Regions from separate parts of the Homo sapiens genome. Here regions 2 and 3 are each linked to region 1. A link is a loop called in an ENCODE intact Hi-C map of the cell type or tissue named here. Cell type or tissue: PC-3. All regions are shown on one strand. Links, peaks and the distances in the headings refer to the core of each region. The heading gives the core; the rest is flanking DNA.

Region 1 (9,016 bases), core at 1,751-6,750:
ACTTTAGGAAAGTTTGGACAACTCAGATAATGTAAATTTGTCATTAAAGGTAACCCTTTTGCAGGGAAGCTACCAGCACAGATTTTCGATTATACTCTCATTTCCGCTTTGATATTTTCTTGTCTGAGACATTAGCCAGTTTACTTAGTCTGAGCTTATTTACACATCTGTAAAATGGGGGTAGTATTAATACCTTCAGTTTAATTATTGAATTGATTAATAAAGCAGTACACACATAACCCGATGACTGAAGTAAGCACTCAGTAAATGGTTATTATATCTGTAGATCATTTCAAAACTTTAAAAAACTGTTTTTCAATCTATTTCTGCAACATTCTTTCCCCAAAGAAAAGAATTAACCAGGCAGTAGCAAAATCTAATGTCATTATTTTGACTCCTTGTCCATTTCTTTCTTAATAAAAGAGCAGACCCAAGAAAAGAACTTAGATGTGCAGTCTCTACATAACTAGGATACAACCTTGTGAAAGCCCAGGCATGGACAGGGAACGGGGCTTATGGGCTTCAGGTTTTGCTAGTGTTTGAATTCAAAATAAAATGAAATGGAAAAAAAAATAGCCTGACATTGCATGCCATCCAATAGCACTTGTAGTGTAGTGCTTTTTTGGAAAGAACTCCTAAGTGGAGAAAAGAAATATTCAAACCATGGAGTTTTACCAAACCTATGAGAGTGTGGAGGAAATCCTTTGTTTGTTGAAGAAATGACACTCTTACATTTGCAAAAATGGGCCAGGGGCCAGAGGAAAAGAAGAAGAAGAAGAAAAAACAAATCAACAGGTAAGATCTGCTGTAGTAATACACAGAACCTGATGTGAACCTCACATGAGAACCTCTTTCCCACCTGCAGCAAGAAGCAATTGCAACGACTGAAACCTTTTTGTCACAATCGACCTATTTACTGCTCTTAGAGCCCAGCCAGAGACAACTGCTGTGTTGACTGAGTGGGGAGACATTTCGGTGGGGCCTGCAAAGGGAAGAAATCCAAAAGGACTTTGGAGGGGGGTGGAGAGGTGTTGGCCTTAGGAGGACAGTAAAACACTTATGTTCAGAGGTAGCTCACTATAGTTCTAGGCTCTGTTCCCTGGGGAGGCCCGGTGCCTCCCAAAATCTGGCCTGAAGGAGAGACCACAGGCTTAGCTGCTGTGGAGAGCAGGGCTCTCTGCTCCCTTGCTTGGCTCTGGGCATGGAGCATGGTTTATGGACGGGCAGAGGAAGAACACAGTTTTGTACTTCCTGGCTCAGCTCTACAATGCCCAGTGGTCCAAAAGAGACACATGCTCCCTCTAGAGATGAATAGTGTGAAACTGTGAAGGCAAATACAACTTGCCTTACCCCTCTCGATTTCAAATACTCAACTGAAAACCAATCTTATAAAGAGAGCTTTATTGTATAATAACACTGAGGGAAGGTTGGGAGTCTCTGGGGATCAAGTATACACAGACATTGTTTTGATAGGCCAGTAAGTAATGCTGTTACCAAGCACTGAGAGGGTCAGCAGCTTTGCTCTCCGTGCAGTTCATTAGACGGATCAAAGCTGCAGTGTCAATGAAGGGGTGGATAAAGAAGATACAGCATTTGGATCTTTAGGAGCTCTAGGAAGCCTAAATATCATTTCTGAAATGGGCAAAAGGGCAAAGTGACACTGGGAATCTTGATTTTGAAACTATGGGGGCTACCATCAGAGCTAGTGTTGGAGAAGCCACTGGCTGCAAGCCCACATGGCTGGGACGTCTGGTGAGAAGGATGGAAGAAGGAGCTGGTGGAGAGGTGTGAAGAAGCAGAACTTCTTTCTTTCCTTCCACTACCCTCCACAATTTAGACAGTATCCACTAGATATGCTGTGTGGTGGGGTCTATGGAAGGAGAGACAAGGGAAGAGAAAAATGAAAGTCAGGTGGAGGAATGATAATGAGCAATAAGGAAGGCACTTTGAAATCTTTTCAAATGCAGAGATGTAGTAACATTCAAGGAGTTAGGATGTTATTCTTCCTCTCTTTATTCCACTTCAAGCTTTGATACTGCTGCTCTGTGTTGCAACTTCAAGACTTATGAAAGCTTTGAGAGTGAATAATTGACAATGTTGGATCAAACCCAACTATTGCCCACAGCAGAGAGCAGTGAGCTGCTGGGATGACTGCCCTTGGTGGATTTCCATATCTTCTTCTGAAAGGGACAATTTTTCTATCTTTTCTTTCACCTCCCCTCCCTTTCCCTCCTTTTATTCTTCTCCCCACTTCTCTCTTTCCCACCCTCTCTGTCTCTATCTCTGTCTCTTTCTTTTGTTGGTATTGGTTTTCTATTTAAGTTACTTTAATCTTACCACTCAGGGTGGCAGTCATTAATTTTCAAAATAATTACCTAAGGGAGGAGAAATGGACACTCTAGCTTCTGGAATATGGAGTAGCAACTCGGTGGGAGAGACCTTACCTGAGCTAACCTTCCAGGCCACACTCTATCCTTTGCCGCTTGCTCCTTTTTTTTTTTTTTTTTTTTATACTTTAAGTTTTAGGGTACATGTGCACATTGTGCAGGCTTGCTCCTTTAATCTCACCCCACATTGCCTCACTTAGCTATGAAAGTAAAGTATCATTTAACACATGGTTGTGAGAAACACTAGAGCAAATACTAGACTCTTTGGCATATGCTGGGCTTACGAGCAACACAATTTTTCTTCACTTAATGCTATGACTGCTGAAAAAAGGAATACAGAGCACTTGAATTGCAGGGCAATGAGGAAATGAAGACAGTTAAGCAAATATTAGTTCATACGTGGTGATCCTCTCCTTTGTGTACACTTTGAACTAAAACAACAGCCTCTTAGCAGAGTGGTTGAAGTTAAAGTGCTCTGACACACATTAAAAAAAAGAAAGTTTTAAACAGCAGTCTGCCTCTGTGGTATACAAGGTCTCCCAAAGTTTCAGTCACGATGAAATTAACGTGCTCTTAAGGTGTCTGCTTCTTGCACTGGGACAAAATTAAATAGAAGTTATTCAGTGACACTGAAATTCTAAAGGTGATAAAAGAGAAAGAAATATTCCGGAGGAAGAGTGCATGGTTTGACTACTGCCAGGGAGTTAATACATTAACGAGGAAATACTGGACCTAAACAGACTAAATTCATTATTTTTTCTGCTGCTAAAATTTTGTTTGGATAACTGAAAACGATGAAGTGGAAAAAGGAGACATTCATGTCTCATATGGAAGGAAAAGGCCTGGTTGTGTCTGATATTGGAGAATAAATTTTTCTAGGACTATTCATTCTAGTGAAAATATTACCTTTGTGTCTCTGCCAATGGGAGTGTTCTCATTTGTGATTCAGGATTATTTGTCCTGTTGTGGTTGTTTCATTCTCCTTTAAAATTCTTCGTTTTTCCTTCAGTATTTGTTTGGCTTTAAAACTCTAGCTGATGTACATGGCTGGATAGTTTTCTAGAAGATGAAGCTAAAAGTCGGCCCTCGGCTTTGCTACCGTGAAATTTGCTCTTTGATTCAAAGTTACACAGGTATTCCCATTTGGGAATATATATGTGCATTTCTAACTTGGACTTGGGCAGCAAGTTAATAAGGCCTCTTCCTTGGAATGGAGCCATAACTAAATGCCTTTCATTGTACATTAAGGTGAGGCATGAAAATGGCATCCAGGAATACAGAATGGACATTTTGATTGGGAGGTAATCAGTGGGCCCACCCCAAAGTCTGAGAGTCTGAGGACTGGACCACTGAGTTTTCTTTGTAGTGGGTCCAAATTGCCCAGCTTAACGACACTTATGGAGTCTCCAGATCACAACAGGATCATTCTGAATCCTTGGGAATTCCAGGGGTGCACAGATGCTTTAAGGGCTTTGTTTCAACCTTGACCCTTTTTTTTCCTTTTTAAAGAATATCTATTCCAGGTGTCTTGAAATGCATGGAAGAAAATGCAGGCATCCAGAGGATTGCAGTCTTTCTGAGAGTCCCCCAGAGAACACTGATGAAAATTTAGTTTTACACAATTCTGTAAGGGCTCACCCTGTTCAAGTGGGTCCCCAAGTCCTTAGAAATTCCTCTTTCTGTAATGATTGCAAATCCAAATAAATTTCTGAGAACTTATTTGATCCAAAGTCACATGCTCCAGTGTTCTGCCACATTTCCAGAGTCTCAGCTCACCTAGGTGTAAAGAAGTTGAGTATGTACTGGGTTCACACCCCTCTGTGTCTGGCTTTTGGCCCACATTCAAGGGTTCTAGGTACCTTCCAGCCTCTTCACCCGCTTTTGAATCTTAATTTGGAGGCAATGGTGATTCAGAAAACTGAAGGTGATTTATGCTTGAGAAAAAAAAGAGATGGATCAATGAAGTACCTTTTCCCAAAATTAATAAACTGTTCACTTTTTACTCTCCCAGAAGTAGACTGTTAGTTTTGAAATGGGAAAAGTTCCCTTATCCCCTTCACAGGGCATACAATGGGGTGTAAATCATTTCTTCAGGGTCCCACATCTCAAACCCCTAGGGGGAGCATGCAGACGGGCAGGTCGTGGGGAGCTTGTGCTCTGACAACACGGCAGCATCTAGGGTTGAGTGTTTATAGCTCCTGAAGCCCCAGTGGGCGTGTATTATAGTGTGCTCTTTCAGCTTGGCCATCCTCAGGCGGGTTGTGTTAATCAGCTCAATTAGACCTTCTGTCTTATCACAAGGACAGTGGGGTTTCTGTTTCCCGGGTTCTTGCCTTAGTGTACCGGAAAAATCGGATCACATGTGGGCTTGGAGGATGGGTGCAAGGTTTTTTATTGAGTGGTGGAAGTAGCTCTCAGCAGATGGATGGGGAGCCAAAAGGGGGATGGAGTGGGAAGGTGGTCTTCCGCTGGAGTTGGGCTGCTCAGGGGCAGGGCTCTCCTCCGACTGCCCTCGACAAATTTCCCTGGGCGTCTGTGTTGTTGCGCAGTGGATGGACTGCCGGTGTCTGTGTATTCTTCTGTGGCTGTGTTCCTCTCCACGTCCAGCCGCTTTTGTGTGTGCCTGCTATGGTATCAGTGTTTTTATAGGTCCGGGATGCGGGGGGCATGGTAGGCCAGGGTAATCTTGGAAAATGCAACATTTGGGCACAGAAACAGGAGTGCCTGTCCTCACCTAGGTCTGTGGGCACAAGCCCCAGGGTGGAACCCTCGGCAGGAACCCCGCCTTTCTCTACCCAGCGTTTCCCTGTCTCTCTCCCGTATCAGTTTCAACATATAATTAATAAGGAATTTGTGATCTCAGTCTTGCAGTCCATCAAATCATGTGTGTCTGTTTACATTGCTTACATTTACCTTGTTGATTGTAATCTACAAGTTCTTCAATTCAGAGTCATGACACAGATCTGACATCTGAAGTGAGATCTGATGTCTGAAGGGAGAAACTCTTGATTCTTTCATTCTCATTGACTGCCAAGACTATTACTGCTACTAGTACATTTCTCTAACATTTAGTTTCAAATTTCTGTATTAAGTAGCCTCTTATATTTCCAAGGAATATTTGAATAGTATAGAGGATTTTTTAAACTGCATAAGATTTGGTTGTCAAAAAGGAAATAATTCATAATTAAATTCATGTATCAACTCCTTTGCCACTGAGTTTGAAAACTCAGGGTCAACAGGCAGGCAAGGCTTATCTTTCTGAATTGGGAACAAGTATAATGAAAGCACTTATTATATTCCAAGTAATCTTTTTTCTTTTTTTTAAAGAATTTTATGACAGAAGAGCATATGGAAAATAAGAAAAGTATATATAAAATATATATATAAAAGTATATATAAAATATAATATATATATATATCAGGATCAAATAAGATTATACCCTGTAAATTACTTTGAGTTGATTGGTTGACAAGGGATAGTAGCATTTAGTGATGTTTTGTTTTTCTACACCAATAGCAATTTAAATTTTCTTGGCATCTGAAGCATGAAGATAAAAATTTCACAGAGAGGATCATATTTTGAAGTCAAAAAGCCTTGTTTTGAAATCATCTTTGGACAAAATTCTTCATCTTTCTCAGTCTCTGTTCTTATCACTAAGACACATAAGAATGCCTGACTCACATCCTAGTTATGAGAAATAAATATAGTATCATATATAAAGCAGATGATATATTGTCTGGCACATATTTGAATTCAATAAGAGGTAGTAATTGTTTTGTTTTTACTATTTTTATTGTCATTATTATTTAAACCTAGCTAGATCATCTACCCAAGCATCCCTCCTTAGCTATTAGTATTTTTCTTGATATTTCTTCTCATACATGCTCACTTCCTGCATCCTGAACTCTTCCTTCTATATAACCTAGCCCCTAAAATTTCCCATGAGTAATGCCTCCACACAGGAAATCTTGATCCTTCTTATTGGCTCTGTTTCAGGTACTTGGACCTTTGCTTTTTCTGAAGATTTTCTAGGATTTCTAGAATCTCCTGAGTCTCCAACTGTCCTGATGGAGGGTATCAATGATAATAGCTCTGTGTTTGGCATATATTTAGTGAGAACCAAGGAACTTAAGGTTGTACAATAGAAGGTCAGCATTAGTAAAAGAAAACCTGTACTGGACATTTGTTGGTTTCTTTTTTTTTTTTTCTTGAGATGGAGTCTCACTCTTGTTGCCCAGGCTGGAGTGCAATGGTGCAATCTTGGCTCACCGCAACCTCTGCCTCCCAGGTTCAAGTGATCCTCCTGCCTCAGCCTCCCGAGTAGCTGGGATTACAGGCATGCGCCTCCATGCCCAGCTAATTTTGTATTTTTAGTAGAGATGGGGTTTCTCCATGTTGGTCAGGCTGGTCTTGAACTCCTGACCTCAGCTGATCTGCCCGCCTCAGCCTCCCAAAGTGCTCGGATTACAGGCGTGAGCCACCATGCCTGGCCTGCACCTATGTTTTTCTCCGTTATTCTTTTTGAAAAGTGTAAGAGGAGAAGCCATTTGCAAATATCCGATGATTCCATCTCAGAAATGTTTCTCAAAGTTACCCTCATCTGCTGGTATCTTAGTTTAGTGCTCCTAAGACAACAATAGTTAGCCTCTGAATCACTATTCTCTTCTGTCACCAGTGTATTCTTTACATGGTTTGCATGTGCATTTATCCAATGAACAACACTCAAGTCCTTTGATGTGTCAGGCACTGGATTGAACATAAATGGTAAATCATTATGTGAAAATGTCAGAGACCCCAGCCTGGCAGTGTAAAGGGCCAATCTCCTTCTCCCTTTATCTCTGCTTGTATCTCAATATGGCTTTGTTGCTGGAGCAGAAGGAGCAAATTTTGTGTGTGCATAGACTTTTGAGGAAGATGAGGGAGATGAAGTTACCATGTTTGGATCCTACCATGTCCCTTGAAAAAAAATTGAACATCCATGATTAAACAGACAGAGATTGAAGAAAGCATTTTTATGAGTCTCACTTTGTCCATTTTGGGGCACAAACAATGGTTTTAGAGCCCTGGTGACAAGAATTAAGGCAACAACCCTTCTAAGTCCCTTGCATGGAACCCAGCACCACTCCAGAGCCCTGCAGACCAGCAGTTCCCTTTCTTGATAGGTGAGCTAGCATCATTGATAATGAAGTTTCCTGAAGTGGCTTCTTGGACAGTGAATAAGGACATACAGAAGCAAGAGCTGGGAAGGAGAATATGACCAGTGCTCCTGGTAACTGCAGTTGACAATCTGCAGTGCAACAGGTTCAATGTTGAAACCTCAGAAAAACACTAGAGAGGCTTTGAAGGATGCACATACGTCGGAGACAGAGAGGACTGAGATTCTGCAGTAATGGAGGGCTCAGAGTTACTGTAATTAGGCCACCTATATTAATGTCCATAAGTTATACTTACAGGCTTTTGAAAACCACAACCATGGAGTCCGCTTCTCCAAACAAATCTGAACATATTTATACCTGATTTCCATTGATCAATTTCAAACTCCCCACACTTGTACACAAGGCACTTCACAATCTGACCCCAACCCCTTCCGTACATCGTCTTCTGCCCCCTTTCCCCACTGAGCCTGTTGTCTATCTTCTTTCTCCATGTTTTTCAGGTCACTGACTTATACCTCTCCCCATATTTCATCAACAATATCTTCCCCACACCTATTTGTTTCTGATTTATTTATTTTCATCGAGTCTTTCTGTCTTAATCTAGTTTTGGTTGCTCAAAGCAGAATACCTGAAGCTGGATAATTTATAAAGAAACAAAATTTAATTCCTACCGTTCTGGAGGGTGGGAAGTGCAAGGTTGAGAGGGATAGTCTTGTGAGGTGAGGGCTTTTTTTTTTTCTGAGGTGGTCTCCTTCCATCTCAGCCTCTCAAGTTACTGGGTGGCTGGTGAGGGCCTTGTTATTGGTGAGGACTCTCCACAGAGTCCCAAGGAGCCACAGGGCATCACATGGGGAGGGACTGAGAGTGCCAGCTCAGGCCTCTCTTACTTTTCTTACAGCTACTAGTACCACCTCCAGATAGCCCATTAAGTCATTATGCCGTTGATCTATGGATGGATTAATACATTCATGAGGGCTCTGCCTCTTAAAGGCCCCATCTCTTAAAGGCCCCACCTCTCAATACATCACATTGAGGATTAAGTTTCAAGGTAAGTTTTGGAGGGGACAAACATTCAAATCATAGCACTCTCCTTTTGTTATTGAAATAACCGTTCCTTTAACCAGTCTAAAATCTGCCTGGAGGTGGGGCAGAAACCATGATTTAGATTCTAAGTAAATGCTTGTTGTTTAAATGTAAAAACTTATGGGGTCCATAGAATTTAGAACAGTAGAAAATAAAACTGGGGGAACAAACCCAAAAAAACAAAAACAAAACCTCCCACTTGTTACAAACTAGACATTTGTTGATTGTCTACTTAGAATCAATTTCTTTATATTTCTTGCTAACAAATGGCAGATTTTTAGGGGTAGATGCCTCTCTCACACAGCTGAGATGCTTCTGGGGTAGCAGTCCCTGTCTGTCTAATCAGAGTACACATGCAAGTACTTTGCTTAAAATGTAAGGCAAACACA
Region 2 (9,016 bases), core at 2,329-7,328, 130 kb before region 1:
GTTTTCAAATTATTTATTGTCATGGTAAATTTATGTTGAGGATGAAGGGAAGAGCCTAAATAATATGAAAAGTCCATCTGAAGACTTCTGTGCCCTTAAAAATTATTTTATGAAATTTATCAAGCCTGTTGAGAGAGCATCTTTTTGGAAGTTCTTCAATTAAACCACTATATCTATGGAACTAAAAGTAAATAATATTTATGTGTATTCCCCATCTGATGCACAAAAAGAGACAATCATTTGAATATTTTGTGGCAGTTTGCCAAATGATTAATGGATATGTCATTTGGTATATCATACTGTTGTGGTATCAGGAAACCTACCCATTACGATCTCCAAACACGTAGCTTCCATACAATCTTTCTGACTGGCAGCCCCGGTATACAAATCCACCAACCAAAGGACCATTACTGAATGGCTTGAATTCTAAAAGTGATGGCTCACTTTCTGGAAAGAAACATAGCATTAGATCAAATGAAACATATTTTCATAAAGTAAAAGGAATGTACACCAAACAACAATTACTATAGTAATTTAACTCTGAAATGTGTTCTATGATACACCAAAGGGTTTCTTGCTAGAGCTATTTAATGAAAACAGTCTTTGCTAAATAGTATCAACATTAAAGGACATCCATGTACAGCTTAATGAAATCAGAATGCTCCGCAAACGCTTGCTGTTGTTGAATTTGCAAGACATACCAAGTTTTCAATGAAATTAGAATCTGGATATTTTGGGACTCATGATTATTTACTTTGAACCAAAATACTTAAAAAAAAAACATTTAAGGCTTTACATACTAAGTTTTGTGTAGAAATGCTTCTGCATATATTGAGTAAATTGAGACAGAGCTCTGTCAAAATATGTAAAATGTTTAAAAGCCTACACTTTAATGAAAATAAAAACATAGTACATAAAAGGTCTTTAAACATGCATTTATTCTATATGTGAAAATGTTGTAACTTAGTCAAGTAATATCTTCATTTAAAATATTTTAATGTTCTGTTTATAGAGTTGTGTGGATAACAAAGTCTATTTCAATAACTCCTGATTACATGTGTATAGTCTTGTGTCTCTATCTTTCTGTGCAGGCCATTACATACTTGGATATCTGCATGCTAATTGTAATGGAAAAGCTCTAAAGCTACTTGCAAATTAATCTGAAAATTACCTTTTATGTATTTAAGATCAAATAAGTCATTATCAACAGATTTTATCAAAAGCTTTTGTGAAAAGATAGTAATTTTTAACGACCTCTTACCCTCCCATGTGATTATGGTGTATATGAGACTACAAAAAAGTAGAAAAGATAAGAGAAATTTTAAATAATGAGCACACTGAGAGGTAGCATAATTGAATAATTAAGGTCACAAACTCTGGAGTTAGGCTGGTCAGATTCAAATCCAGACTCTGCCACTTTGTGTTGTGTGACAATTAATCTTTCTGTGCCTCAGTTTCCTCATTTGTACAATGTGGCCAATGATAGTGCCTATCACATAGAGTTGTTCTGTAAAGGAAATGAGTATAAAGTGCTTACTACAGGGTCTGGCATGTAGTAAGCACTGTAGATGTGTTTTAAAATAAATAAATGTAGTGCTGTTAATATTGTAACCAATTTTAGCTTAACCTCAATTAATGTGACTGTAGAATTTTGTTTAATCTACAAATGTAGCCAAAATTCCATCGAGCTAGTGACTCATTAGTTTTTTTTTTTTTTTCCAAATCACATTACTCTTTGGTTTGGCTTTTAAAAGATGCGCGTGCACACACACACACACACACACACCTGAAAAAAAAGTAAAATAACTGAATACCACATGAACTAACACAGCTGCTTCATTCCTGGTGTTAAATAAATATCTGTATTGAATGAGTAAATAGAAAAAGCAATCAATTTAATAATCTTAATCTACTGTGTTTCCTGAATCATAATAATGGTTGATATATTGCTTCCTTCAAAAGGAATAAATACTAAAATATTAAAAAATACTAAGTGTTTTGAACTTTATTATTATCCAACTTTATATTTTTACATGTTCTCTCTAAATATTCAAGTAATCATGTTATTAAAAATACTGCTTAAATGTCCCATTCCCATGACTTGTTTTTCAAGTTGATTACTTTGTTTTCTCTAAGATAAACATTTTTTAAAAAATTACATTCTTATTTGAATCACTTACAATTTTCCTAACTGCTGAGACAGGCATGTTGGATATTGAGAAATGTCTTACTTTTAACACTTGTTTTTTCTCTGTATATAAGATGTTAAGACAAGCTGCTCTCCCCTACTGAATAGAACTTATTCATCTTGATTCTCTGATGAACAAAATATAAGCTGCTAACTTTTGAAGGACGGTTAAATTTTTTGGACCTACTGAGAACCTTTCAATCCATGGTAATTAACCAGATGGAACCCTCAGGGCTTGTAAGAGTCACTGGAGCTTTAAAAAGTGAGCAATTTACTCCTGCATGATTGTTAGGCCAGTGTTTTTATGCTTTCCCAAATGCTCATTTTTCAGAAATCCCTTTCTCTTCAATTACTAAATATACTAAGACAAAACTTGAACTAAAGCAAAATCAGCAAATTATGCTCTACATACCATAATCTTTCCCCTTTATTATCTGTAGAATTCTGGCTGATGATCTGTTTTTTCCATTGGAGTCTGAACACAGTATCGTTAAATTGATGTTTATATCAGTGGGATGTCTATCCACAGCACATCTGCATAACAAGAGGGGATACACATTAATTCCTACCGTGATCTTTTCCAAGCTCAGACTGGAGATTCCTGACATAGGAAGGAGCCCTTTGTGGACTGGCAAGGATCCTATGGCAATTTAGTTTGGATCTTCTAGAAAGCACTGAAGGAAGTAGTCCGATGTGTTTGCTTACTTGGTTGAAGCTTAATCTCTGGAATATATTTCTTAATTTCTCTTATGATTTATAATTTCTTATGTTATAAATATGCACACTGTCTTAAAACAATTGTTAGTCTGTTCTTAAGGAATATCACATGTATAATACACTGGTAAAGTATTGTGAATAAGAATCGGTGTCACCATCCAGGAACAGAAAACCAAACACCGCCTGTTCTTACTCATAAGTGGGAGTTGAACAATGAGAACACATGGACACAGGGAGGGAAACATCACACACTGGGGCCTGTTGGGGGGCGGGGTGCAGGGGGACGAAGAGCCTTAGGACAAATACCTAACGCATACGGGCTTAAAACCTAGATGACGGGTTGATAGGTGCAGCAAACTACCATGGCACATGTAAACCTATGTAAGAAACCTGCAAGTTCAGCACATGTATCCCAGAACTTAAGGTAAAATAACATAAAAAAAACAACAGTGTTACCATCAACTCATCTCTGTGCCACACAAAACAGTACTAGTTATAACATTAATTTTGGGTTTCTTACATGAAATTGCTGCATTCTAAAACTTAGGCTGCTCTAACACAGGAAAACATGTGCTTTAATTCCAGGAATATAGTAAAGCTGGTCCCTACAAATATCGAGGTCTTTTACGTTGACTCTGTTTTCATGTTTTCCATCCCTAATCTGGGGGCCAGAGTATCTCTGTGACTTAAGCCACTGACAGGAAGCTCCATAAGGGGAGGACTTGCAACTTCATCACTATCTTCCTGTTATCTGGTTCAAAGCCAGGAATATAAGAGGGGTTCAAGGTTTGTGGAATGTTTCAATCACTGAGGGACTGGGTATGAGGAGCTTGGGTTGGGGGAAGAATGAAGTTATATAATACAATTTTGGAAGTTATCAAAAGTGTGGAAAACAGGCTTGCATTGTTTTTAGGTTTCTCTATCTTGGCACTGCTGACATTTTGGGCCAGGTAATTTTTTGTCTGGGGAGGCTGTGCTGCCAACTGTAGGGTGTTTAGCAGCATCTCTGGCCTCTACAGGCAAAATGCCAGTAGCATCACTCCCTCACCCCCATCACACTCTAATTGTGAAAACCAAAAATGTTCCCAGACATAGCCAAATGTCCCCTGGGGGTAAAATTATCCCATTGAGAATCACTGTTCTAGGCCAACAAAATATATTAATTACTTAAAAACAAAATGAAACCATTGGAGCTAATAAAGAAATTTAAAAAATAAAATAAAAAATTGAGAGTTGGTGCTGGTTCTTAAGAGACGTAAGAGTCATGTAGAAATTATAAAAGAACAAACAAAAAACAAAACATAAACTCTTGGCTCCCAATGATCTCATTCATGATAGGGAAACCATAAGCGTGACCTGCCAAAGATGGGTTAGTTGTTCTGTGGCAACAGTCCCTTTATTGTCCTCTCTAGTTCAATGATTCACAGAAGACAATGCCTGGCAGGGATCATGATACAGTCATGCTGTGACTTAAGGTGGAACTAAATCCATAGTGGAGAGAACATTTTCCTCTATTACCTTTCTTTGAAGATAGAGAAACTATGAGAAAAAGAGGTTTGACTTGTTTCCAACAAGAAACAGCAAATCTGGAAAGCAGGCCAGGTAGAGTTGCTGGGGGCTTGGAGCTATGGCTCTGGCTGAATACCAGGTCCACTAAGAACTGCTTGACCCTTGTAACCTTCAGTTTCTCATGTGAAAAAGGGCCCTGCCAGTGAAACTCTCTGGGTGATACTATAATGGTGGATACATGTCATTATCCATTTGTCTAAACCTACAGAATTCACAACACCAAGAGTGAACCCTAATGTAAACCATGGGCTCTGGGTGATTATGACGTGTCAATGTCAGTTCATCAACTATAACAAATGTTTCTCTATGGGGGATGATCATAATGCGAGAGACTATGCATGTGTGGAGGTACGGGTAATATAAAAATGTCTATACCTTTTTCTCAATTTTGCTGTGCATCTATCACTGTCCTTTAACTAGTCTATTAATAAAAGGGGAGTGGGAGAAGTGGGGCTGATGGTGAGCCTTGCTGAGAAGCAGAGAGGAGATAAAGTACACAAGATACTTAGTTCAGCACCCCACAGCAAGTGCTTAATAAAAGTTCCCTTTATTTTTAGCCAATAATTAATTTAGTTTTCTTTCTGCTTTATTAAATCGTCTTCTGCTTAGAATACTTTTGGAGGGAGGTGGAATATAAACACCAACTTTTCCTTCAGCCCTCTGCCACCAGAGGTGGGGAGGCTCCGCAGCACAGGCATCTTGCCACACATCTGGTCTGTAAAGCACCTCATCCCATGTTTTTGCATTGAGGTTCAGGACCCCCAGGAAGGTTGTGAGAAAGCTCCAGCGGGATTGTGGTGACTCAGGCTGCCTGACTTCAAAGTGTTGCTTTGTGGTGGTATCTGTGAGTTCTGAGCTCTAGGAATGGAATGTGACAGTTTCCTCCACATCCTGAACCCACCTTAAGTATTCCCTGTCTCACAGATTTTAAGATCTGCTGAGATGCCAAAAAGGAAATGAACTGTAGACTTGGGTTTGATGGAGGAGAGATGAAGGGCATGAGGGATTATAAAAATAAAAAGTTTGAGAAATATTCACCTTGCACATAGTGAACACTCAATAAACATTAAATGGTAATAATAACCTACTTAGTGAATAAATGGATGTGGCCAGATATCCCTGAGTATGAATAATAGACCATAGACTGGATGAAGCTTTCGTTACTGAAATTGCTGTATTATACTTCATAGCATTTTTACAAAATGTACCCCAAATTTCCCACCCTACATACTTTTTAGTTTTCCTTTGTTTTGGTTCATGGTAGTACCAACAGTTAATATGGAGTCCTTTAGTATTTGCAATGTTTTCAAAGTGAAATAAAAGTTAATATTTAGCTCAACTCCTTGCAAATTAACACTGCAGCATCATATTTAAGTGAAGCTATGATAACAAGAATTGCAATTCATTTAAAACCTACCAGGAGTCAGACACACTATTTGGTACTTTACTTACAGATTTTTATTTAATCATAGCAAGGCAGTTATTATCACCGCCATGTAATATATAAAGAACTTAAGACTTAGTGGGATTTAAGGAGACAAATCAAAAAGTTGATCTCTCTAAACTGTTCAGATTAAAGTCTTGGTCATTATACTAGTCCAATAGTGTTTATCTGATAATAACCTCTCCACATTTTAAGGTGAAATTTTCTCCATGAATTTGTCCTTTTCGTTGTCTAATCTGCCTTCTCAATCTGCTTCTCACAGTAATAGAAGACAGTGTGCTAAATACTCACTTGAGTAATGACCTGTTGTGACTTTAGAGGCATGGCCTTAGATACTACCTTTGGCTGCTCTGTGATGGTATATGCTCTATGCTATATTTTCCCAGTTCTCGGATCCCCGCCTGGCTTAAAAGCCAGTGAGAAGACAGACTTGTGTTCTCACCTGCCTGGATCGTGGAGCCCATGAGCAAACACTTCGGGGGGCTGGTTGGTGCTGTTGAAGTGTGGGTTGCTCCTTGGTATGGAATAAGGCACGTTGCACATGTCTGTGTCCACATCCAGCCGTAGCACTGAGCCTGTGAAATCACTGAGAAATTGGGGGACAGAGTATGTGTTTTACATTTTCATTATATATTTCACCTATATTAAATATGGTGAGGTTGCTCTATTGATGAAAAAATCATCCCCTTAGTTGAAATAAAATATTAAAGTGGCTGGATGCAGTGGCTCACGTCTGTAATCCCAGCACTTTGGGAAGCCAAGGTGAGAGGATTGTTTAATGCCAAGAGTTCAAGGCCAGCCTGGCAACATAGCGAGACTCCATCTCTACAAAAAATTTTAAAATGAGCCAGATGTGGTGGCATGCGGCCAGGCGGATCTCTTGAGCCCAGGGGTTTGAAGCCACAGTGAGCCATAATGGTGCTGCTACATGCTGGCCTGAGCAATAGAGTGAGACCTTGTCTGAATAAATAAAGGAATAATTAAATAAAATAAATTCCTTATTGTGGAAAATGAAACTGGGCCGTTCCAGACAAGCAACTGAACCAAGACACTGTGTGATGGTGGCTGAGGACTGTGGCATCAGTAGTACACTGCTTTTTTTTTTTTGCCTCTGTTCTCTTAATTTTTGTCAGCCTAAACCTATGTATTCTATATCTCCCAGGAAGGTTCGCTGGGCGGTGTTAGCCTATTACACAGTGTTGAGAGGCAGTATGGTTGTACAGGGCCACTGCTTCTCAGTGCTTTGTGGAGCAGAGGCAGCCCTGGAACAGAGAACTACACAACAGTAACTCTTTTCATGACAAACAAAAGATCACGTAGCATATTAGTGAATTCCTCTTCATTTCATAAATGCAGACACTGATGACAAAAGTTAAGTATTTAACCAAGGTGACCATTCAAAGATGGTTCTTAATTCACTGGTGCCCACCTTTTCTTCTGGCACTTAAACTATTTTAACCTTGAGAGGAACCCATCTGTGATCAGCCTTTTACCTTAACCCATCCATTTCTTCCATATCATCCAGTGTAATCATCCCATCACCAAGAATGATGTACAAAAAGCCGTCAGGGCCAAAGAGCAGTTGTCCTCCCAGATGCTTTCTGTGGAGTTCTGCAACTTCAAGAAAGACTCTGGCTGTTCTCAAATCAACTTGGTGTGGATTTTTTCTACATTGTGGGAAGAAAACAATACCATGACTGTTAAAAGATTTAAGATGAGTCCATCAGAAAGTGAATAGTATATAAATGAAAAAACAAACTCCTGGCACATAGTAAATAAGGAAACATATATTTGAAATGGAGCTAACAGAAATTGCTGGAAAATCACATTATTTTCCAAGTTTCAGAGGTAGCCTTTAAGTTGAGAGATAATTGAGGAAAAATGTCAAAACCATTGTTGTTCTCCATTTCTCTTAAAGACACATATGGAGTTTTCAGCAAGATGGAGGTAATGATTTAATTATTGCCACCTTATGGTTACTTATTTGCAACTTCTAAATAAAAAAACTTATGAAAAGATGATGAGAAAATAAGATGAGAAATTTCTATGCTTCGATGCCTTTTAGTGATACCTGGATACTGTGTATTCCACAACCCTAAGAATGTGGTCATGAGGCCCGATAGCCCACCGTTCTTGGTTGGTGGTATAGGACACATACAACTTTCCATTTTTCTTGTAATTGGGATGGAATGCGAGGCTTAGCAGTCCTCTTTCATCTCCTCCCTGCAGTCAAATGAAAAACACAAAGAATTGTAAAGTTAATTATGTTCTTTATTGTGTTTCAACTGGAACCCCAAAAGAGTCTCTTTCTTTCTTTTGGATAATCTTTGCCCAACCTCCTTTCTTTTCTTCCTTGCCTACTGCACAAAAAAGGATTATAAAACATTTCACTTTGTGGAACTCTTTAAGGGTTAGAACAAGACAATTGTCTTGTGTGGTTATCTATGTACAAGAGTCTTACACCACTTTTGTCAAGTGATTTGTGTATGTAATCTTGGGCCGCTAGGAGGACAAGTTTAAGTGCTGTGAAGAATTCTTTCCCGGGTTACTAGGTTGCTTGTAGTTCATAGAAGACAAATAAAAAGGTTCATAATCAACAGTCACTTCTAATCCAAGTCTCCAAAACCTAAAACACAGTGTGGGCTGCCAACTCCCACTGTCTTGGCAATATGTTTAGAAAACAGTTAAATTGCTTGTGTAATATGTAAACCTTTGCTTTACCCTGGAGGCATCTACATCAGTTGTCACAACGATGGTGGTCTGTTCATCATAGCTAGGTAATAGGCAGCCTTGCCTATCTATCTAGAAATGAGGCAGTTTTACATGAATCCCTTCGCTGCATAGGGTTTTTCTTTACAGAAGGATGAAGCAGCCAGAGGATGCCTAAAGGCCACGGCTGGGGAAGGAGTGGGAGAAATGCTAGAGGGGAAAGGGGACACTAGGAAATTAAAGCAAAATCCCAAACAACTTTCTTGTGTTATTATATGAATGTCAAGGATTGTATACATTAGGCATGCCAAATGCTATAACAATTAAAACATCTTCATGTTCTTAAATAGAAAGGCATTTTATCTTCATTTTCTGCTAATTCAACTTGT
Region 3 (5,000 bases), core at 1-5,000, 480 kb before region 1:
TAATATATAAGAGAAAAATATTGGAGAAAACATGTTTGAGTGTAAAATTTTTTTCTTCTGAATTCTGATTGTTCTCTTTATTTTTTCCACAATATTTTATTATTGAAATTTTCAGACATACAGAAAAACTCAAAGAATTGTACAGTGAATGCCAGTATACTCACTTCCTAGATTCTTCAGTTGTTAATATTTTGCTATATTTGCTTTATTACAATCTGTCCATCTAATTTTTTTGTGCATTTAAAAATAACTTGTGCATATTTGTCCATTTCACCCCAAATACCAGTGTGATATATTGGTAGAGTTATCAACATTTGCTTAATTTTCATTTTTTAAGATAAAATTTATGCACAATTTTGCATAATCTTAAGTATATTACTTGGTGAGTTTTGACAAACACATACATTTATGTAATCCCAACTCCTGTTAAAATATAGAACATTTCCACCACTCCAGAGAATTCCATCATATCTGTTCGCAGTTCAGTCTTCATCTCTATCCTACCCTCAGAAATAACTATTATACTGATTTTATTGATTGATTGATTTTTTATCATAGATCCATATTGCCTGTTTTACAATGTCATATGAACAGAGTCATACAGGATATAACTTTTATGTATGGCTTCTTTCACTCAGCCTAGGGTTTTTGAGATTTGTCCACGTAGTTGAATGTGTCACTGCTTCATTCTTTTTTACTTCTGAGTTGTATTTCACTGTTTGAATATACCACAATATATTTATCCTGCATGAAGTTATTAGGACAGTGCTTTAGTCCTGAAGTATTTCAGAGGTATTTTCAATGACTTTGAACTACATAATTGTGAAGCTGTGGCTGTTGACATTTTTTGGTCAGAAAATCATTAAGCCCAAATAATCATTAAAATCTGGTGGTTCTGAGAGATTTGGGAAGCACTTGTGATCTTTGAAAGGCCTCCAGTTAATTTGTGGTCTTGGCTCTTATTTGACTTAGTGTTTATATTAAGACCGTGTCTCTAAATTTATGTTTAATCTGAGTTAGTAATAAAATACTTAATAGAAATCACATGTACTTTCATTGTTTTCTTATTAAGTAAGTGTTGTTCTCGTAAAACTTGCATATGTATTGACAAATAAGAACAGGTGAGGATATTGTCCAAGGTATTTTTGTTGTTGTTTTGTCTTTTGAGATATTCATTGTTTTTAAAAAAATTATTAAATATTGTATGTATCATGTACAGTATGATGTTTTGAAATATATATACTTTGTAGAATGACTGAATAAAGCTAGTTAACATATGCATTACTTCACATACCACTTTTTTGTGGTGAGAACTCTCAAAATCCACTCTCTTAGCAATCTTCAAGAATATAACACATTGTTTATTAATGTAGTCACTGTTATATACTGGATCTCTTGATTTTATTCTTCCTATCTAACTGAAATTTTGTACCCTTTGACCAACATCTCCCCAATCCCTCCTTCCATTATAGCCCCTAGAAACTATCATTCTCCTTCTGCTTCTGAGTTCAACTTTTTAATATTCCATATGTAAATAAGATCATGTGGTATTTGTCTTTCTGTGCCTGGCTTGTTTCATTTAACAATAGTGTTCTCCAGTTCCATCCACGCTGCTGCAAATGACAGGATTTCCTTCTCTTTAGGGCTGTATAATATTCCATTGGGTATATATACCCCACAGTTTATTTACCCATTCATTGATGAATACTTAGGTTGATTCTATATCTTAGCTATTGTGAATAATGCTGCAGTGAACATGGGAGTGCCATCTTGCTGACATCTGAACTCAGGTTGTTTGTTACTTTGAGATAACTTCTTGGTCTTGTTATAGACAATTATCTTAATTTACTTTTTTTTTTTCTTTTCTTTGGAGACGGAGTCTTACTCTGTCACCCACACTGGAGTGCAGTGGTATGATCTTGGCTCACTGCAACCTCCACCTCCCAGGTTCAAACAATTCTTAAACCTCAGCCTCTTGAGTAGCTGGGATTACAGGAATGCGCCACCATGCCCAGCTAATTTTTTCTATTTTTAGTAGAGATGGAGTTTCGCTGTTTTGGCCAGGTTGGTCTCGAACTCCGGCCTCAAGTGATCTGCCTCTCTCGGCCTCCCAAAGTGCTAGGATTACAGGCGTGAGCCACCATGCCCAGCCCTTACTTTTAAGAAACCCTTCTTGAAAACTAATTTCAGCTTCTGAAAAATTGAAAAATTGTTGTAAATTAGTTTTCTTTTAATTTAAAAACATTTCTTCTTTTGTCTGACAGGCCATGCTGGTTGATGTGTACTTCCTGTGCTTGAATAGATTAATAAATAAATCAGCTCTTAGTCTTCTTAAGTTTTTCTATTCACCCAGTGCTTCTTAAATTCAGAATATTTTAAATTTTTTTATCATAATCTTTTTTTTTTTTCTTTTTTTGACAGAGTCTTGCTCTGTCACCCAGGCTGGAGTGCAATGGCCTGATCTCAGCTCACTGCAGCCTCTGCCTCCCAGGTTCAAGTGATTCTCCTGCCTCAGCCTCCTTTGTATTTTTAGTAGAGATGGGGTTTTGCCATGTTGGCCAGGCTGATCTCAAACTCCTGACCTCAAGTGATCTATCCACCTCGGCCTCCCAAAGTGCTGAGATTACAGGTTTGAGCCACCGCGCCTGGCCTCTTATTTTTGGACCAATTGACAGCCCTTCTTTTAGTCACATATCTGATACATTTAATCAGTGTTTAGTTCTCTGATGACTTGACGTATTAAATTGTATTTTATTAAAAATTTCACATTACCAAATGATTGGATCACTCATATTGGTAAGCCTTTTATAAGTAGAGTTGGCTTGTTTTGATTTATAACTAAAGATTTATCATATAGCTCCTCAGGCAGTTGTGATAAGTGAAACACTAGCAATAAAATGTTTTGATTTGATATACGTGGTATATATTTGAAACCTCCTCTAGATGTCACTGTTGTCCTTTATTTTCTAGTTTCGTAGCCTATTTGTACTAAGTTCAAGACCTCATGTAATCTTAGTTGTACTTGTTTTTCCTGGAGAATATATATTCAAGAACTCTTTGATGCATTTTTGGGAAGTGTACATATTCATATGAAATTTCTAGGTATCTGTATTAAAGATGTTTTGTATTCTATTGTAAATTTTACTGACATTAAATAAGGATTTTGAGAAGTTAACAGGAGAAACTTTAAGCGATATTTGGACCTTGTAAAATACTTTTAATCTAGTCTTTGCTTCTATTATGTCATCTAAGTGCTGAAACATTAGCCATATAGAAAAAGAGCTCTTATAGGTAGTCTCTTAATTTTTTCTAAGTGTGTTTATATTTCTATTTAGTGACCACATAGCCTCATGAGACCAGTAATACAAAATATTATCAGGTGATAATGTGAGTTGTTTTCCTGGAAAACTTAATGAACATACTACTTTTCTGCCATAGTTCTCACTCAGGAACTACAATTTTTGGATGTTGCTTTAAATTGTTAGTGCCTAGCTTTTGCAGCTCGTGATATGAATACTTTTATCTTTTAATTATACATCTTTGTATGAGATTTATACTGTTTACCTTTTTTTCTTTCTAAGTTAAATAGGAGCCTGATAGCACTTTGCTTTTTAAGGAAAGATGAAGCAGATCATGATTTTATTTTTTCTGTTATTCTACCACAATATCTAAATATATAAAAAAAACTTTGCTGCTTCTGACTCATATACTAAAACAAGTTATTAAAATAGTGTGAATTTTTATGAGGTTTTCAGAGTCATCATTTCATTAGTTATAGTACTGATTTAACTGAGTGGAAAATCCACCTAAATCTTTTTTATTTTTCCGTGGATGTTTGCCCACTGGAGGGTGTAGTGTAGTGTGTATTGAAATGTTTTAATAGATTTTCCTTTTTTTTTCACTAGAAATTATGAATTTGTTTACTTGAGATGCTTATTTTTTGTAATTGTTGATTTGAAGTAGTAACTTAAAAAATAGTCTAAGTTGAGAAAAGCATATAGCTGCCTTATTTAGCAATAAATTATTCTTTTTCTATCCTATTTATTTTCCTTCATTTTAGTTATGAAGCATGTATTGTATCTAGATCTTTGTTACTTCTATTGATAACTCTCTACAAAGGCATCAGACCCTTCCTTTAATACCCTAGAATGTGTATTTTAACCACTATACCTGAGGACTTAAATTGAACTTTCTGCTGAATAGTCACAAGATACTAAAACTGGATTTGGCCAAACAGAATATTTTTAATGACAAAATTGAAATTATTTATGCTTCTCGTTCTACTTTCTTGTATTCAAAATATCCTATTCCACATAAATTGAAAACCAACAATTTAAGAACACTTTATAAGATGTTTGCAATTTATTGCTTCTACACAAGAGACTATTTCTATATAGAAGTGATAATTTAGCATTTCTGAGTCTACACTGTCTTTCTTTGCAGAATGCTTCATCTCAGTTGGGTTACTTTTGTGCATGAATTCATGTTATTCAAGAGAAATTTTCAAATCAAGATGGTAGTTTTTAAATTCTTAAATCCCTTGCGTTTTAGCATTATGTTTTGATTTAATGTTGTTCTTTTCTTTTGCTCTCAGAAGGAAAAATAATGTGTGAGATTTTTTTTTTATCATTTAGAGCAATGGACCAAAGAACATTATATTTTAGATGTGATCATTATAGCATTTTAGAAAATATCTCTAGCTGAAATTCAAGGATACTTAAAGTCCTTTTCAGTTTGCTAACTAGTTATTGTTGTTTTTAAAAATTATTGTAGAATATTTTGTACTTAAATATGAAACTAAAGTGTTTTTTAGACACACTGTGACAGTTCTCAAATTATTTCTATATTGTTATATGAGAAACAACTTGTTAAGGTTAAGTAGACACTTTCAGCATATGTGAAAGTTGTCCTTTGGTTTATTGCTTCTAAAATTTGTGGCCATGAAAGGATAAAATATTGATAGAGCACAAGAGCACAAGATCGAGTGCTTAAGTGAATTT

The links. Hi-C counts contacts between places; a loop is a spot of excess contacts. Peaks named below come from ENCODE experiments on the same cell type or tissue, not always from the same donor. Only the 100,000 strongest peaks of a DNase experiment are listed, where the experiment ranks them.
Region 2: it touches region 1 in a loop (10-fold over the local background); 2 of 110 quality-filtered maps call a loop at or near these places.
Region 3: it touches region 1 in a loop (6-fold over the local background); 3 of 110 quality-filtered maps call a loop at or near these places.

What each region holds. Positions count from the first base shown.
Region 1 is chr4:144,576,902-144,585,917 of GRCh38, reverse strand. No RefSeq gene overlaps it. Among named protein-coding and RNA genes, the nearest start is that of HHIP-AS1, 65 kb to the left of the region's middle. In PC-3, for the core only: no CTCF peak of the experiment used is centred there; DNase peaks (open chromatin) are centred at 2,767, 3,317, 3,627, 6,307 and 2 weaker places; H3K4me3 peaks cover 1,664 bases; H3K27ac peaks cover 4,824 bases.
Region 2 is chr4:144,705,656-144,714,671 of GRCh38, reverse strand. HHIP (hedgehog interacting protein) reads right to left here. Exons shown (of 13, transcript NM_022475.3): 5 at 7,990-8,141; 6 at 7,412-7,585; 7 at 6,361-6,504; 8 at 2,601-2,722; 9 at 324-447. The region is part of intron 1 of LOC124900791 (a long non-coding RNA gene); the gene reads left to right. Among named protein-coding and RNA genes, the nearest start is that of HHIP, 64 kb to the right of the region's middle. In PC-3, for the core only: no CTCF peak of the experiment used is centred there; DNase peaks (open chromatin) are centred at 4,311 and 5,341; H3K27ac peaks cover 2,029 bases.
Region 3 is chr4:145,059,477-145,064,476 of GRCh38, reverse strand. The region is part of intron 4 of ANAPC10 (anaphase promoting complex subunit 10); the gene reads left to right. Among named protein-coding and RNA genes, the nearest start is that of ANAPC10, 36 kb to the left of the region's middle. In PC-3, for the core only: a CTCF peak has its summit at 2,944 (motif pointing right); no DNase peak of the experiment used is centred there.